Regions from separate parts of the Homo sapiens genome. Here region 1 is linked to region 2. A link is an interaction called in ENCODE POLR2A ChIA-PET data of the cell type or tissue named here. Cell type or tissue: PC-9. All regions are shown on one strand. Each heading gives the region's core, and the rest is flanking DNA. Links, peaks and the distances in the headings are about the cores only. Region 1 overlaps ZSWIM4 (zinc finger SWIM-type containing 4). Region 2 overlaps NACC1 (nucleus accumbens associated 1).

Region 1 (6,967 bases), core at 1,134-6,133, 670 kb after region 2:
ATCTTATAATGTTTTAAGAAAGCTTACGAATTTGTGTTGGCCTGCATTCAAAGCTCTCCTGGGCCAGGGCCGTGGGGCGTGGGTTGGACAAGCTCACACTAGGTGGCTGTGAGAATTTGGAAATTACATACATAAAGTGTTCAGCATAGTGTGTGCATTCTTTTCTTTTCTTTTCTTTTTTCTTTTCTTTTGAGGCAGAGCCTTGCTCAGTAGCCCAGTGAAACAATGATTGCGCAATGACACAATCATAACTCACTGCAGCCTCAAACTCCTGGGCTCAAGCAATCCTCCTGCCTCAGCCTCTTGAGTAGCTGGGATTCCAGACGCCCACCACCACACCTGGCTAATTTTTAATTCTGTGTGTGTGTGTGTAGACATGGGGTCTCACTATGTTGCTCACGCTGGTCTGGAACGCCTGAGCTCAGGCAATGCTGCCGCCTCAGCCTCCCAAAGTGCTGAGATTACAGGTGTCCAGCCAAGATGGGCACCTTAATCATTATTATCACTTTTTTCTAACTTCTTCCTGCTCCACCAAAGCCTGGTGGGTGGGAAGATCTCACAACAGAATCCCAAGACCCTGCAGCTAGGAGGATCCAGGAGGGAAACCGCAAGAAAGTTCTAGAATGCTAACTATGGGCCAGGTGTTATTGTAAGTTCTTTAAGCTCTTTACATCCATACTGCATATTTAGTCTCCACAATCCTCAAGAGGTTGGTGCCGTGGACCTCCCCACTTTACACCTGAGAATACTGAGGCCAAGTGACTTGCCTGGGGTCACAGTGCTCCTAAATAGTAAAGCTAGGATTCAAGCCTCGGTTTCTCTGTTTTTTTATTTTTATTTATTTATTTGAGACGGAGTCTCGCTCCGTGGCCCAGACTGGAGTGCAATGGCGCAATCTCGGCTCACTGCAACCTCCGCCTCCCGGGTTCAAGTGGTTCTCGCGCCTCAGCCTCCCAAGTAGCTGAGATTATAGGTGCATGCCACCACACCTGGCTAATTTTTGTATTTTTAGTAGAGACGGGGTTTCGCCATGTTGGCCAGGCTGCTCTCGAACTCCTGGACTCAAGTGCACCAACTGCCTTGGCCTCCCAAAATGCTAGAATTGCAGGCATGAGCCACTGCCCTGACCTATTTTTTTTGAGATGGGATCTTGCTCTGTTGCCCAGGCTGGAGTGCCGCTGGTGCAATCATGGCTCACTGCAGCCTCAAACTCATGGCCTCAAGTGACCCTCCTGCCCCACCCTCCCAGGTAGCTGGGATTCCAGATGCATGCCACCATGCCTGGCTAATTTTTTTTATTTTTTTATTTTTTTATCTTTTTTTTTTTTTTTTCGAGATGCAGTCTTGCTCTGTCACCCAGGCTGGAGTGCAGTGGCATGATCTCAGCTCACTGCAGCCTCTGCCTTCCAGGTTCCAGCGATTTTCCTGCCTCAGCCTCCCGAGCAGCTGGGACTACAGGTGCTCACCACCACACCCGGCTAATTTTTTTTATCTTTAGTAGAGATGGGGTTTCATCATGTTGGCCAGGCTGGTCTTGAACTCCTGACCTCAGGTGATCTGCCTGCCTCGGCCTCCCAAAAATCCTGGGATTACAGGCGTGAGCCATCGTGCCCGGCCAGTTTTTTTGTAAAGATGGGAGCCTCTCTATGTTGCCCAGGCTGGTCTCGAACTCTTGGCCTCAAGCGATCCTCCCTCCTAAGCTTCCCAAAGCGCTGGGATTACATCAACCCCAGGCTCCTAACCCACTGGCCCTTCCTACAGGTGGAGGAGCGGTTCTCCCGGGTGCCTGAGCCCGTCCAGAAGCGCATCGTGTTTTGGTCGTTTCCACGCAGTGAACGGGAAATATGTATGTACTCGTCGCTGGGTTACCCGCCCCCAGAGGGCGAGCACGATGCCCGGGTGCCCTTTACCCGCGGGCTGCACCTGCTCCAGAGCGGGGCCGTGGACCGCGTGTTGCAAGTGGGTGAGTCTTTGTCCCCCACTCCTGCTGGGGAGGCCAGGAGGTCCATACCAGGCCTGGAAATGGGGGAGTTGGAGGGAGGCCTGGGGCCAGGGGATGGGAGGTTACAGACCTCAGGCTTCGAGGCCCAGATAGGATTGTACAAGATTTTTTTTTTTTTTTTTTTTGAGACGGAGTCTCGCTCTTTGGCCCAGGCCGGAGTGCAGTGGCGCGATCTCGGCTCACTGCAAGCTCCGCCTCCTGGGTTCACGCCATTCTGCCTCAGCCTCCCGAGTAGCTGGGATTACAGGCGCCCGCCACCGCGCCCAGCTAATTTTTTGTATTTCTTTTTTTTTTTTTTTTTTTTTTTTTTTTTTTTTTTTTTTGAGACGGAGTCTCGCTTTTTCGCCCAGGCCGGAGTGCAGTGGCGCGATCTCGGCTCACTGCAAGCTCCGCCTCCCGGGTTCACGCCATTCTCCTGCCTCAGCCTCCCAAGTAGCCGGGACTACAGGCGCCCGCCACCAAGCCCGGCTAATTTTTTGTATTTTTAGTAGAGACGGGGTTTCACCATGTTAGCCAGGATGGTCTCGATCTCCTGACCTCGTGATCCACCCGCCTCGGCCTCCCAAAGTGCTGGGATTACAGGCGTGAGCCACCGCTCCCGGCCCCATTTTTTGTATTTTGTATTTTTAGTAGAGATGGGGTTTTACTGTGTTAGCCGGGATGGTCTCGATCTCCTGACCTCGTGATCCCCCCACCTCGGCCTCCCAAAGTGCTGGGATTACAGGCATGAGCCACCACACCCAGCCTGTACACGATGTTTTGAGCAAAAGCTCAAGGATCACCCTAGAACCCAGGCAGCAGGGTTTAGACAAGGGGTTGGGGGAGAGGATGGTGAACCAGAAACAGGGGAGGAGAGATCCCAGAACTTACACATCAGAGCCCATGTAAAGGAGGGGTGAGGCCAGATGTGGTGGTTCACACCTGTGATCTCAACACTTTGGGAGGCCAAGGCAGGAAGATCACTTGAGGCCAAGAGTTCAAGACCAGCCTGGGCAACACAATGAGACCTTGTCTTCACAAAAAAATCAAAAAATGAGCTGGGCATGGTGGCGGGTGCCTGTGGTCCCAGGTACATGGGAGGCCAAGGCAGGAGGATCGCTTTTGCCCGAGAGGTCGAGCCTGCAGTAAGCTATGATTGCACCACCGTACTCCAGCCTGGGTTACAGAGCGAGATGCTATCTCAAAGAGAAAAAAGAAAAAAAAAAAGGAAGAGAGGTGAGGGCCACTCTAGGGACAAGGGTAGAGGTTGAGACATGGTGGTGAAGGTGCCAGACCTCAGGCTTCAGGTCCAGATGGGGTTGGGTTCGGGATTATGAGCTGAAGGTGGAAAGTGCTCCTAGAGCCCTAGACCTCAGGCTGCTGAGCTGGGGAATGGGGAATGAAGTAGTGAGACGGAGAGAAGAGCAGGTCCCAGCTGAGGATCAGAGAAGCAGCTGTCAGCCAGCAGTGAGAGGAGGCTCCAGACCTCGGGCTGAGGGACCCAGTGATGCTTTGGGCCAGGGGTTTAGAGCCAGAGGTAAGAATGATCCTAGACCTCAGGCAGTGGGGCCCACGTGGGAGTTGGACACAAAGATTTAGAGCCACAGGTGAGAGTCTTAGACCTCAGGCAGAGAGGCTGGGATTTCAAAGGCTTAGAGCTATTGTTGAGCAATGGTCTTAGACCTAAGGCAACAGGGCTGAGGTGGGAATGTAGAGTAGAAGTTTAGAATTCTTTTTTTTTTTTTTTTCCGAGATGGAGTCTTGCTCTGTTGCCCAGGCTGGAGTGCAGTGGCACGATCTCAGCTCACTGCAACCTCCACCTCCCAGGTTCAAGGAATACCCCTGCCTCGGCCTCCCTAGTAGCTGGGACTACAGGCACCCGCTATCATGCCTGGCTAATTTTTGTATTTTTGTAGAGACAGGGTTTCACCATGTTGGCCAGGCTGGTCTTGAACTCCTGACCTCGTGATCCACCCGCCTCAGCCTCCCAAAGTGCTGGGATTACAGGTGTGAGCCACCATGCCCAGCTTAGAATTTTTTTTTTTTTTTTTTTTGAGATGGAGTCTCACTCTGTTGCCCAGGCTGGAGTGCAGTGGCACAATCTCGGCTTACTGCAACCTCCACTTCCTGGGTTCACACCATTCTCCTGCCTCAGCCTCCCAAGTAGCTGGGACTACAGGCACCTGCCACCACACCCAGCTAATTTTTTCTATTTTTTAGTAGAGACGGCGTTTCACCGTGTTAGCCAGGATAGTCTCGATCTCCTGACCTAGTGATCCGCCCGCCTCAGCCTCCTACAGTGCTGGGATTACAGGCATGAGCCACCACGCCTGGCCAAATTTTTTTTTTTAAGAGATAGAGTCTCGGCCGGGCACAGTGGCTCACACCTGTAATCCCAGCACTTTGGGGGCTGAGGCGGGTGGATCACCTAAGGTCAGGAGTTCAGCCTGGCCAACATGGTGAAACCCCGTCTCTACTAAAGATACAAAAATTAGCCAGGTGTGGTGGCACATGCCTGTAATCCCAGCTACTTGAGAGGCTGAGGCAGGAGAATCAGTTGAACCCGGGAGGCAGAGGTTGCAGTGAGCCAAGATCATGTCATTGCTCTCCAGCCTGGGCAAGAGAGAGAGACTCTGTCTCAAAAGAAAAAAAAAAGGGAGATAGGGTCTCACTCTGTTGCCCAGGCTGGAGTGCAGTGGCGCGATAATAGCTCACTGCAGCCACAAACATCTGAGCTCAAGTGATCCTCCCACCTCAGCCTCCCAAGTAGTTGGTACCACAGGCGCAGGCCACCACACTTGACTAGTTTTTAAGTTTTTTGTAGAGACCTGGTCTCACTCTGTTGCCCAGGCTGGTCTCGAACTCCTGGGCTCAAGAGATCCTCCTGCCACAGCCTCCCAAAGCACTGGGATTACAGGCGTGACCCACCATGCCTGGCCAAGTATCAGGTTAAGATCAGCTGTGAAGGGTGGGCTCAGACCTCAAGCTAAGAAAACAAAAGGGCTGCAGAGACTGGGAGAGATGTAATGAGAATAGTGGAAAGGCCTTGGATCTCAGGCAGCCAGACTCAGAAAGGGACCAGTAGAGGCTGAGCCAGAAAACAAAAGTGAGGCCTGGGACTCCAGACCTCTGGCTGCAGCAGGCCATTTCTCCCAGCTAGAGGTCGGGGCTGGGCTGATATGATGCCCCGTCGGCTCTATCTGCTTTGGAGCCCCTTTGCTGGGACATGGCCCCGCTGACCACGGGCTCCTTGCCACCTCCAGCTGGTATGAGGAAGCCATCTCCCTGCATGACCCAGGCTGGGCCTGAGCTGCCGAACCAGTCAGATGAGCCTGGCACCTGGGCTGCCCAGGGAGGGGCAGGGGGAGTGAAGGGGACACCTGGCCCCTGGCTTACTTCATCAGCCCCTCGCCCCAAGCGCCACGGGTCTTTGGCATTTTCTCAGGAAATTGAGGGGCTCCTGAAGCCCTGGCCATATTCATTGTAACCCAAGGAATCAGAAAACCACCTTCAATGTCATGGTATGATACTATTCATAATTAAAATAAGAGCAAGTGTTGGGCTGGGCTCGGTGGCTCGCGCCTATAATCCCAGCACTTTGGGAGGCCGAGGCGGGTGGATCACTAGGTCAGGAGTTCAAGACTACACTAGGTCAGGAGTTCAAGACTAGCCTGGCCAATATGGTGAAACCTGATCTCTACTAAAAATACAAAAGATTAGCCGGGCATGGTGGTGCACGCCTGTAATCCCAGCTACACAGGAAGCTGAGGTAGGAGAATCGCTTGAACCCAGGAGGCGGAGGTTGCAGTGAGTCAAGATAGCGCCACTGCACTCCAGCCTGGGTGACAGAGCAAGACTCTGTCTCAGAAAAAAAAAAAAAAAAAAGCAAGTGTTTACTTAGGACTTAACTTCATACCAACAGCGTTCTAAGCCTTTTTTTGAGACAGAGTCTCATTCTGTTACCCAGGCTGGAGTGCAATGGTGCGATCTCAGCTCACTGCAACCTCTGCCTCCCGGGTTCAAGCCATTCTCCTGCCTCAGCCTCCTGAGTAGCTGGGATTACAGGCGCCCGCCACCATGCCCGGCTAATTTTTTTATATTTTTAGTAGAGACAGGGTTTCACCATGTTGGCCATGCTGGTCTTGAACTCCGGACCTCAGGTGATCTACCAGCCTCGGCCTCCCAAAGTGCTGGGATTACAGGCATGAGCCACTGCGCCGGGCTGTCTCTTCTAAAAATACAAAAATTAGGCTGGGCACCGTGGCCCACGCCTGTAATCCCTGCACTTTGGGAGGCTGAGGCAGGCGGATCACCTGAGGCCAGGAGTTCAAAATCAGCCTGACCAACATGGAGAAACCCCATCTCTACTAAAAATACAAAATTAGCCGGGCATGGTGGCGCATGCCTGTAATCCCAGCTACTCGGGAAGCTGAGGCAGGAGAATCACTTGAACCTGGGAGGTGGAGGTTGCGGTGAGCCGAGATCACACCATTGCACTCCTGCCTGGGCAACAGAGCAAAGCTCTGTCCCAAATAAATAAATAAATAAATAAATAAAATTAGCCGGGCATGGTGGTGTGTGCCTGTAATCCCAGTTACTTGGGAGGCTGAAGCAGGAGAATCGCTTGAACCTGGGAGGCGGAGGTTGCAGTGAGCCCAGGTCGCAGCACTACACTCCAGCCTGGGCCACAGAGCGAGATTTTGTTTCAAAAAAAAAAAAAATGCAAAGTGAGTGAGGTGACTTGTGCTAGTGAAGTGACTCGGCTGGGCTTTGCAACCGGGTCTTGCTGTGTACCACAAACACCGCCTGTCTCTGGGATGACACGGATGCGACAGTTTGGCTTTGATCCTAGGATTCCACCTGAGCGGAAACATCCGCGAGCCAGGGAGTCCTGGAGAGCCCGAGCGCCTCTACCATGTCTCCATCAGCTTTGATCGCTGCAAGATCACGTCCGTGAGCTGCGGCTGTGACAACCGCGACCTCTTC
Region 2 (11,205 bases), core at 6,126-11,125:
TGCCAGGATCCAGCCACATCCTGCTGAGCTGCATGAAGGACTGTGGGGCTCTCTGGGGCCTTTGTTCCTTGTTACACTTGGAGTTGCTGGTCTCCCTTAACTGGCTTGTAGGTCTTAGCCCATCTGGGCTGCTGTAATAAAATACCTTAGACTGGAAGCCAGGCACATTGCTCATGCCTCTAACCTCAGCATTTAGGAGGCTGAGATGGGAGGATTGCTTGAGCCCAGGAGTTCGAGACCAGCCTGGGCAACATAGTGAGACCTCATCTTTACAAAAAAATTTAATTTTAATTTGTTTTTCACCCGTGACACAGCCCTCAGGAGGTCCTGAGAACATATGTCTCTCGTCTTTGCAAAAAATTGTTTTAATTAGCCGGGCGTGGTGGCACACATCCCTAGTCCCAGCTACTCAGGAGGCTGAGGTGAGAGGATAACTTGAGCCCAGGAGTTTGACGCTATAGTGATCCAAGATTGCACCACTACGCTTCAGCCTGGGTGACAGAGCAAGACCCTGTCTCAAAAAAACAAAACAGACTGGGCCATTGATAAACAACAGAGATGAGCTGCTCATAGTTGTAGAGGGTGGGAAGTCCCATATCACGGTGCTAGCAGATTCCGTGTCTAGTGAGGGCCCATCTCTCATAGATAGCACCTTTTAGGTATCTGCACAGGGTGGCAAGGACAAACAAGCTCCCCCTCTTTTATACGGGCACAGTTCGTATTCATGAGGACAGAGCCCTCCTGACTGAATCAACTCCCGAAGGCCCCACTTTTTTTTTTTTTTTTTTTTTTGGTGAGACGGAGATTTACTCTTGTTGCCCAGGCTGGAGTGCAGTGGTGCGATCTTGACTCACCGCATCCTCCGCCTCCCAGGTTCAAGCGATTCTCCTGCCTCAGCCTCCCAAGTAGCTGGGATTACAGGCATGTGTCAGCATGCCAGGCTAATTTTGTATTTTTAGTAGAGACGGGGTTTCACTGTGTTGCCCAGGCTGATCTCGAACTCCTGATCTCAGGTAATCCGCCTGTCTCTGCCTCCCAAAGTGCTGGGATTACAGGCGTGAGCCACTGCACCCAGCCCTTTTTAAATTTTTGATCAACAACTTCTTTTTTATTTTGAGATGGAGTCTTGCTCTGTTGCCCAGCCTAGAGTGCAGTGGCGTGATCTTGGCTCGCTGCAACTTCCACCTCCTAGGTTCAAGCAATTCTGCCTCAGCCTACCTAATAGCTGGGATTACAGGCGTGCACCACTGCGCCCAGCTAATTTTTGTATTTTTAGTAGAGATGGGGTTTCACCATATTGGCCAGGCTAGTCTCCAACTCCTGACCTCAGGTGATCCGCCCACCTCGGCCTCCCAAAGTGCTGAGATTACAGGCGTGAACCACCATACCTGGCTGAAAGGCCTAACTTTTTTTTTTTTTTTAGACGGAGTCTTGCTCTGTCACCAGGCTGGAGTGCATTGGCCCGATCTCGGCTCACCGCAACCTTCGCCTCCTGAGTTCAAGCGATTCTCCTGCCTCAGCCTCCCGAGTAGCTGGGATTACAGGCACGTACCACTGTGCCTGGCTAATTTTTTGTATTTTTAGTAGAGATGGGGTTTCACCATGTTAGCCAGGATGGTCTCTATCTCCTGACCTCGTGACCTCGTGATCCGCCCTCCTCAGCCTCCCAAAGTGCTGGGGTTACAGGCGTGAGTCACCGTGCCCAGCCAGCCCCACTTCTTAATACCACTACATTGGAGATAGGCTTTAGCATGTGAATTTTGGGAAGAGGCAAACATTCAGACCATAGCATCTGTCGACGGCCATGTCACAGCTTCCCTGGAAAGACATCAGGAAAGGACTGTGCCTTTGACAGTCTCTCACAGGCCCATGCTGGCTGGGGAATTCCTCAGCTCTCTTCCCTAAGAGCTGACAGTTACTACTCCCAGGAATCATCCTGCCAGCCCCCTTCCTGCAGATGGCAGGATCCACCGGCAGTGTGAGCAATTCGTCAGGTAACACTGCGGTCTCAATAGGCCCCTGACTGCTGGCTACCCACCTTGGCAGCTGTCAAAGGAGGTCGTCTGTCTGCCCAGCCACAGATAATGCTTCTGAGCCCTATTCCTGTTTGAGCCACGTTAATGTGGAACAAAACAGGGAGTTAGGTTAGGAGGAATGGAAGTAATTCTTTGTTCATTTTTTCCACGAAGGACTGTGAGCACCCACTGTGTACCTGGCCAGGTCCTAGGGGTAGAGGACACAACAGGGATCTACACAGGCAAACTCCCTGCCCCAGGGAAACTGACATGAAGCCCCAAAAAATGCCCAGTTTGGCAGGGGTGGTGGCTCGCACCTGTAGTCCGAGCACTTTGGGAGGCCAAGGCAGGAGGACCACTTGAGCCCAGGAGTTTGAGACCAGCCTGGGCAACATTAGGGAGACCTCGTCTCTATTACTAAAAAATGCACAAATAAATAATTTTTTTTTAGAAAAAGAAAAATGGCCAGCTTGCTAAATAAATCATAGGAACTCCCAAGAAGGATAAGTCAAGCAGGGAGAATCAAGCCAGGGAGTTAGTGTCGGGAAGGGCTTTGTTGGTCAGACGCAGTGGCTCATGCCTATAATCGCAGGGTTTTGTGAGGCTGTGGCAGGAGGAACACTCAGCTGGGAGTTGGAGACCAGCCCAGGCAATATAGTGAGATCACGTCTCTACCAAAAAAAAAAAAAAAAAAAAGCATACATATACATATACTTTTTTTTTTTTTTTTTTTTTTTTTTTTTCGGTTAACTGGATGGGCCGGGTGCCGTGGCTCACGCCTGTAATCCCAGCACTTTGGGAGGTGGGCGGATCACTTGAGGTCAGGAGTTCAAGACCAGCCTGGCCAACATGGTGAAACCCCATCTCTACTAAAAATAGAAAAATTAGCCAGGCATGGTGGTGGTTACCTTTAATCCCAGCTACTCAGGAGGCTGAGACAGGAGAATCGCTTGAACGATTCTTGCAGTGAGCCGAGATCCCACCACTGCACTCCAGCCTGGGCGACAGAGCGAGACTCTGCCTCAAAAAAAAAAAGAAAAAAAAAAATTAGCTGGATGTAGCTCCTGTGGTCCCAGCTATTTGGGAAGCTGAGGTGGGAGGATTGCTTGAGCCCAGGAGTTTGAGGCTGAAGTGAGCTATGATGGTGCCACTGTACTCCAGCCTGGGTGACAGAGCAAGGCCCTGTCTCCAAAAGCAAAAGAGTAGAGAAAGGGCTTTATGTGACCAGGGAGAGTATGAAGAGCTATGGCTGTCCCATTCCCATTCTAGTAGGTCCGAGAGCAAGCAGGGCCAGACTGCCAGGGGCCCCAATAAAGCATTGTAGGGGCCCAGGCAGTGTCACTTGGGGCCAAGGTAGTACAAAGTGGTTTTGAAGGAGTTGAAGATGAATCCAAGGATCTGAATGAGGAGGGCCAGAGCTGGTGAAGCTACGGCATTCACAGGTTTTGGGAAGGACTGGAGCCAGGTCCTGAAATTGTTGAGTGGAGGTGTCTGGGGTGTGTGCGAGTCTGGCATTCACAGGGAAGTCCGGGCCAAAGACTCCAGTGGGGGAGGCATCAGTGAATAGATGGTGCTTCAGGCCTGTCTTAGTCAGCTCAAGCTGCCACACAACAAAATATCACAGACTGGGTGGCTTAAACAACAGACATTTATATTTCAGAGTGCTGGGGGCTGGCAGTCTAGATGAGAGTGCCAGCGTGGTCAGGTTCTGGTGAGGGCTCTCTTCATGGCTTGCAGACAGCTGCCTTCTTAATACCACCGTTATGACCTCAATTAACCTTAATTAGCTCCCAAAGGTTTTATCTCCAGATACAGGCACATTGGGGCTCAGAGTTTCAATCTGTGAATTTGGAGGGACATACTTTGTCCATAGCAGAGCCCTGAGACTGAGCCCAGTCCCCTGGAGGTGAAAACCCTTTCTGGAAGGGCCACACTCCCCATCCACTACTGCCCTTCCTAGATCTCAGCTCCAGTGTCACCCCTTCTGGGCAAGGTCAGGCACCCCAGTGTGTAGCACATTGATCTGTGTGACCAAGGATGAATGGCCCTGTCTCCTGCTGGACTGTGAGCTCCAGAGGCAGGGCTACTTTGTCACCATTGTGGCCTGCCCAGGCAGGGACCTGGCAAATATTTATTGAGTAGTTGTTGGGAAGTCATGGAAACCGTGTGCTGTGCCCTTGGGTCTCACCAGAAGATCTGCTCAGGCCCAGGGCCAGGACTAGGCACTGTCCTGGCCAGGAAGGTCCCAGCTGCCCTGTGGCCTCCTGCCCTTGTCCCCCACACCCTCAGGGGTGCTGATATGCTGAATTTTAAGGAGAGATGATTCTCATATGGTTTTCTGCCCTTGGGGAGTTTATAGTCAAGTGGGACTTAGTTTCCTCAGAGGTAAGCTTAAGGGCACTGTGGCCGGGGTGGGGCAGGAGAGGGACATCTTCTCTAGCCTGGAGAAGTGAGTAGCTGAGGGTGGAGGAAGAGGGTATTCCAGGCAGGGTGCACAGCTTGGGCAAAGGCCTCGCTGCAGTAGAGGAGGACCAGGCAGTGTGTTTGAGCCTGACTTAGGTGGGGATTTGGTGGGGACTAGAACCATTAGGTGGTTTAGAGACCTCAATCCTCGACTCCATCCCACCCCTGCTTCAGCCAGCAGGTGACCCTGCTAGGGACCTGCCAGCGAGAGACCCGTTTCCTCTGAGTCCAGTCATGCTAGCTCCCTTCCTGGGGCTAGCGTGGGTGAGGGCTTCTTGCAGGGGCCCACATAGTTTTTCTCCTGAGTCCATTGGGCAGGATTGGGCCGGATTGGGCCAATCACAGAGGGATGGAGGGGTTCCCAGAGATGGGTCTGCTCTGGCCCACACTGCAGCTCACCCCTGTCCACTCTGTGCGGGGGCCACTGGGGAACTAGACGAACAGCATTCAGGTCACTGTGGCTCACAGACCCGTCGCCCCACTCCGCTCGTCCCCAGCAGCATGGAGGGAGGGAGAGCTCCCGTGCGCTAATTGGCTGAGCTATTTGGACCAATTGCTAATCAAAGGCTCCAAAGCCCTGGGTGCTGTGGTGCTGGGCTCTGAAGCTGAGGTTCACAAGGTATGGGGGACCTCAGTCTGAGCATCAGGTTGGCTCTCATTCTCAGGAGGGGACCTGGGCCACCTTCCCAACCCCCACATCTCTGTTGCCTCCTATTATCCCCGTAACCTTTCAGTCTCCATTGCCAAATGGGGGGGTTCAAGACCAGCCTGGACAACATAGTGAGACCCTGTCTTTAAAAAAAAAAAAATTACCTGTGGCCGGTGCTGGGTGCTTGGTAAGGTCACCTTGAAGCAGTCCTGTGCCCGTTCTGCACTGTTTTGTTTGTTTGTTTGGTTGGCTGGTTGGTTGGTTGGTTTTGGTGGGGTAGTGGGGTCGGGGGATGTGGTTTTTTGTTTTTGCTTTTTTTGTTTTAGAGACAGGGTCTCGCTCTATGACCCAGGCTGAAATATAGTGGCACAATCATCACTCACTGCAGCCTCTAACTTTTTGGCTCAAGTGATCCTCCCACCTGAGCCTCCCAAGTAGCTGGGACTACAGGTGCAAGCCACCAAGCCCCACTAATTTTAAAATTTTTTGTAGAGATAGGGGTCTCACTATGTTGCCCAGACTGGTCTTGAACCCCTGGCTTCAGGGGCTCCTCCTGCTTCTGCCTCTCAGAGTGCTGTGATTACAGGCGTGAGCCACCGTGCCCAGCCTCTCTGCACTGTTCTTTAACACATTTACAAATATTTACTGAGCATCTATTTCATTCTAAAGAACTAATCTTGAATAAAACCAGCCAGAATGTTTGCCTTCATTGAGCTGACAGTGCCCTTGGAGGGGTTAACTGTACATACACCTCTTTTTTCTTTTCTTTTTTTTTTTTTTTTTTGAGATGGAGTATCACTCTGTTGCCCAGGCTGGAGTGTAGTGACTCGATCTCAGCTCACTGCAACCTCCACCTCCCAAGTTCAAGTGATTCTCGTGCCTCAGCCTCCTGAGTAGCTGGAACTACAGATGTGCACCACCACACCCGGCTAATTTTTGTATTTTTAGTAGAGACGGGGTTTCACCATGTTGGCCAAGCTGGTCTTGACCTCCTGACCTCAGGTGATCTGCCCGCCTCAGCCTCCCAATGTGCTGGGATTACAGGCGTGAGCCACCGCGCCTGGCCTGTACATATAACTCTTAAAATGCTGCCCTGACCCTGGGGCTCACTTTCAAAGATGTCCACACTCTGTAGGCCAGGACCCCACCTGTCCCATACCCTTCCTGGCAGCCCTGTCCCTGCTACATCGCCCTTCAGCTACACCAGCTTTCTTTGGGTCCCTGGACCACACCTGATACCTTCCCGCCCAGAAGTGTTATCTCTGTCCTGGCAGTTGCTCAACCTTTTATGGTCCCTACCACCAAGGCCATCTGCTTGGTTGACATACCCACCCCAACTGTAATTAAATCATCCCCGGTGTCTCCTCACTAGACAGCTCCACATAAGCACAGCTGGTCCTTTTAGGGCTGTGTCCCCAGCACCTCCCACAAAGGAGGATGCAGTTCATCAGGATGGGTTGGATGAACAGCCCATTTTACAGATGAATAAACTGAGGCACAGGCAGGTGCAGGATTTTGGCAGCACTGCACACCTGTCCTGGCTTTGTCCTCCTCCCTGGGGAATGAGCTTGGAGCACCCCTCTAGGAACTGGGATGCCAGCCTCTTCCCTTGACCATCTTGGTCCTTGTCATGTGGGCCCCAGTACCAGGGGTGGCTTTAATTTGGCTGCCCAGGGAGGTGGTTCAGGGCTGCCAGGACCCCTGAAGTAGGCTCTCTGGGCTCTGTCCTTTGCCCCCCAACATGGTGCCTGTTTCTCCTGCCTCTTCATGCAGAGTGGCCAGCTCCTGGCCCATTCAGCTCTGAGTTTGAGCTCCTGGGCGGAGATTTTTGTTGCCTTGTAACTGGGATTCCTAGATCCAGCCTCCACCCTCTGATTGCCCTAAGGAGGTTTTGGGGTTTTGTTTTGTTTTGTTTGTGTTTTCGTAGGATGGTGGCAGTGATTTTGAGGAGGGGAAGAGGAAGGAAGATACAAGCAAGGGAAGTCACAGGCTGTGGTGCCTAGGCAGACCCTGGTTTGAATCTTGGCCTTACCACTTTTTGCATGTAAGTGGTAGGGGCAGCAGATAGCTCAGGACATATCTTGGGTTTTTTTGTTTGTTTTTGTTTTGAGACATAGTCTCACTCTGTTGCCCAGGCTAGAGTGCAATGGCACAATCTTGACTCACTGCAACCTCCACCCTCCCGGGTTCAAGTGATTCTCCTGCCTCAGCCTCCCGAGTAGCTGGGATTACAGGCACCGGCCACCACACCCAGCTAATTTTTGTATTTTTAATAAAGATGGAGTTTCACCGTGTTTGCCAGGCTGGTCTCGAACTCCCGACCTCAGGTGATCCACCTGACTCGGCCTCCCAAAGTGCTGGGATTGGCCAGGTGTGGTGGCTCATGCCTGTAATCCTACACTTTGGGAGGCCAAGGCAGGTGGATCATTTGAGGTCAGTAGTTCAAGACCAGCCTGGCCTATGTGGTGAAACCGCATCTCTACTACAAGTACAAAAATTAGCCGGACATGGTGGCACACGCCTGTAGGCCCAGCTACTCAGGAGGCTGAGAATCACTTGACCCTGGGAGGCGGAGGTTGCAGTGAGCCGAGATGGCACCACTGCACTCCAGCCTGGGTAACAGAGCAAGACTCTGTCTTAAAAAAAAAAAAAAAAAAAAAAGTGCTGGGATTACAGGCTTGAGTCATCCCGCCCTTCAGGACATATCTTTTGAATTTTGAACCTGGTGAATGAATTTTTAGATGACCTCAGGACAGTCCTCAATTTCCACATGACCTCAGTTTTTCCAGCTTTGCAAGGGGAGTATGAAACCAGCCCTGAAGTCTTGCTAAGAGGATTCGGGGAGCTCATAGAAGTTGTGAGTTGGTTCCTCCATTCGCCTGGGTGTTGTAAGGGGCAGGGCCTGTGTCTTGCTTGTGGCCTGCCAGGGTAGCAGCTCAGTAAGTGAGATGGTATCTCACTGTGGTTAGGATTCACATTTCCCTGATGACTAGTAATGTTTCCGTGTAATTTCTTGAATGATCATTCAGTAACAATAAGTGTAGGTTGAGTTTGTAGAATCAGGTTGACCTCCTCAGCCTCGATTTCCAAATGGAGAAAGCAGAGATTTGGAGCTCCTGGTCAGAGGAGCAGGTCGGTGCTGGAGCCAGGACTCAACCTTAGGTTGTACCTCTGAGCCTTTGAACACTTGCCGTTTCTATTCCTCACAGCAGCCCTTTCAGACGGAACGGGTGTTACCAGATTAGGAGGAGAGTGGCCACTGTATTCTCAGTGCCCAGCCCAGGGAGGCAGATCTGAGTGGAGTTGCTAATGAAACATGGAAGGTGCTTGAGAGCTAACTGGAAGGGAGGGAAGGTGTGCATTCCTGCACCAGGGCCTTTGCATGTACTTGTTACTTTCTCCTGCTGGCCAGCTGGAGTGTCTGGAAAGATCTGCCTTACTCAGGGAAGCCTTCTCACTCGCACTCTGCCCAGTTAGGACCACTGCCCTCTAGAGACCCTATAGAATTACAGAGGAGGCCGGGCGTGATAGCTCACACCTGGAATCCCAGCACTCCAGCCTGGGCGACAGAGTGAGACTCCATCTCAAAAAAAAAAAAGAAAAAAGAATAAACCCCACACACCTTTGCCTTCCCTTTGCTTTCCCTCACCACACCCCCATTCTCCCCGCCTCCCAGCCCCTGGCAACCACTAATCTGCCTCCTGTCTGCGTGGATTTGCCTGTCCTGGACATTTCCTATAAATGGATCATACAATCTGTGGTCCTTTTGTTTGGCCTCTTTCTGTTGGAATAATCTTTTCCAGGGACATCCATGTTGTAGCATGTGTCAGAATTTCCTTTCTTTTTATAGCTGAATAATATCCCATTGTATGGACTGACCATGTTTAGTTGGCCCATCCATCCGCAGATGGACGTTTGGATTGTTTCCACCTTTGGGCTATTGTGAATAATGCTGCTGTGAACGTTTGTTTACAGGTTTTCAATGCAGGCAAATGTTTTCGTTTTTCCTGGGCATAAATTCCAGGAGTGGAATCGCTGGGTCATATGGTAACTCTCTTTAACCGTTTGAGGAACCGTCAGACTGTTCTCCATGGTGGCTGTGCCATTTGACATTCCCACAAGCAGTGGAAATGGGTTCTGGATTTCTCATCCTCACCAACTTTTTTGATTCCAGCCATCCTAGTGGGTGTGAGATGGTGTCTCATTGTGGTTAGGATTTGCATTTCCCTGATGATGTTTTCTTCTAATTTCCCTGATGACTAGAGATGTTTTCATGTAAGTTATTTATTTATTTATTTATTTTTGAGACAGTGTCTCTGTCTGTATCCCAGGCTGGAGTATAGTGGCGCAATCACAGCTCACTGCAGCCTTGACCTGGGCTCAACAACAGATCCACCCCCCACCACACCCTCCCTAGTAGCTGGGACCACAGGTGTGCTCCACCATGCCGGGGTAATTTTTGTATTTTTCGTAAGAGGCAGGGTTTCACCATGCTGCCCAGGCTGGTCTCAATCTCCTAGGCTCAAGTGATCCACACGCCTTGCCCTCCCAAAGTGCTGGGATTACAGGCATGAGCCACTGCACCCAGCCTCATGCAATTTCTTTTTCCTTTTTTTTTTTTGAGACAGTCTTACTCTATGCCCCAGGCTGAAGTGCAGTGCCACAATCTCGGCTCACTGCAACCTCTGTCTCCTGGGTTCAAGTAATTATCTGGCTTCAGCCTCCCTAGTAGCTGGGACTACATACCCACACCACCTTACCTGGCTAATTTTTGTATTTTTGGTAGACAGGGTTTTGCCACGTTGGCCAAGCTGGTCTCGAACTCCTGGCCTCAAGTGATCCGCCTGCCTCAGCCTCCCAAAGTGCTGAGATTACATGAGTGAGCCACTGCGCCTGACCTCATGTAATTTCTTGAGTGGTCATTTAGTCATTATACAAACAGTGATTGAAGGGCATGTGCCCAGCACTGCAGACTCTGCTGCACAGTCAGATGACCCTGCCTTTCTGGCATTTCCATGCCAGTACCCTGAAGAGATACCATATATGTACCTGGTGCTTGCAATAGCTGGCACTCAGAGGTAGCACACTGTGTCCTAGCCACTCTTCCGAGCACTTAAGCATATTCAGTTACTCTTCAAGTACATATGAATAAGTATGCCTTTGCCCCCTCCTCTTTGCAAGGGATAGCGTGTGGCCACCCTGGTCTGCAGCTAGCTTAGCAGATTTGACCACATATTGTAAAAGTGAGTCTGTACCAGGACAGATAGGGTAGAGGGCTCTGTGTGGTTTAGCACCATGGTAGATTCCATCGTGCGGATGTCCCTCCAGCAGGGGAGGTCTTTGGGGCCAGGGCTAGGCCAGCACCCACATTTGCCGCCTGACCCCGTCCCTCCGTCTCTGTCTCTCCATTCCTCCCTGCCCCTCGTGCAGCCGCTGCCATGGCCCAGACACTGCAGATGGAGATCCCGAACTTCGGCAACAGCATCCTGGAGTGCCTCAATGAACAGCGGCTGCAGGGCCTGTACTGTGACGTGTCAGTGGTGGTCAAGGGCCATGCCTTCAAGGCCCACCGGGCCGTGCTTGCTGCCAGCAGCTCCTACTTCCGGGACCTGTTCAACAACAGCCGCAGCGCCGTGGTGGAGCTGCCGGCGGCTGTGCAGCCCCAGTCTTTCCAGCAGATCCTCAGCTTCTGCTACACGGGCCGGCTGAGCATGAACGTGGGCGACCAGTTCCTGCTCATGTACACGGCTGGCTTCCTGCAGATCCAGGAGATCATGGAGAAGGGCACCGAGTTCTTCCTCAAGGTGAGCTCCCCGAGCTGCGACTCCCAGGGCCTGCATGCGGAGGAGGCCCCATCGTCGGAGCCCCAGAGCCCCGTGGCGCAGACATCGGGCTGGCCAGCCTGTAGCACCCCGCTGCCCCTCGTGTCGCGGGTGAAGACGGAGCAGCAGGAGTCGGACTCCGTGCAGTGCATGCCCGTGGCCAAGCGGCTGTGGGACAGTGGCCAGAAGGAGGCTGGGGGCGGCGGCAATGGCAGCCGCAAGATGGCCAAGTTCTCCACGCCGGACCTGGCTGCCA

What was found. Peaks named below come from ENCODE experiments on the same cell type or tissue, not always from the same donor. Only the 100,000 strongest peaks of a DNase experiment are listed, where the experiment ranks them.
Region 1: POLR2A ChIA-PET joins it to region 2 with 5 read pairs; 2 of 35 experiments call an interaction of 5 or more read pairs at or near these places.

The regions. Positions count from the first base shown.
Region 1 is chr19:13,797,959-13,804,925 of GRCh38, forward strand. It overlaps ZSWIM4 (zinc finger SWIM-type containing 4), which reads left to right. Exons shown (of 14, transcript NM_001367834.3): 2 at 1,762-1,963; 3 at 6,834-6,967. Among named protein-coding and RNA genes, the nearest start is that of ZSWIM4, 6.0 kb to the left of the region's middle. In PC-9, for the core only: no CTCF peak of the experiment used is centred there; DNase peaks (open chromatin) are centred at 5,303, 5,653 and 5,888; H3K27ac peaks cover 1,972 bases.
Region 2 is chr19:13,124,643-13,135,847 of GRCh38, forward strand. It overlaps NACC1 (nucleus accumbens associated 1), which reads left to right. Exons shown (of 6, transcript NM_052876.4): 2 at 10,558-11,205. The coding sequence starts at 10,566. Among named protein-coding and RNA genes, the nearest start is that of NACC1, 12 kb to the left of the region's middle. In PC-9, for the core only: no CTCF peak of the experiment used is centred there; a DNase peak (open chromatin) is centred at 8,019; H3K27ac peaks cover 1,692 bases.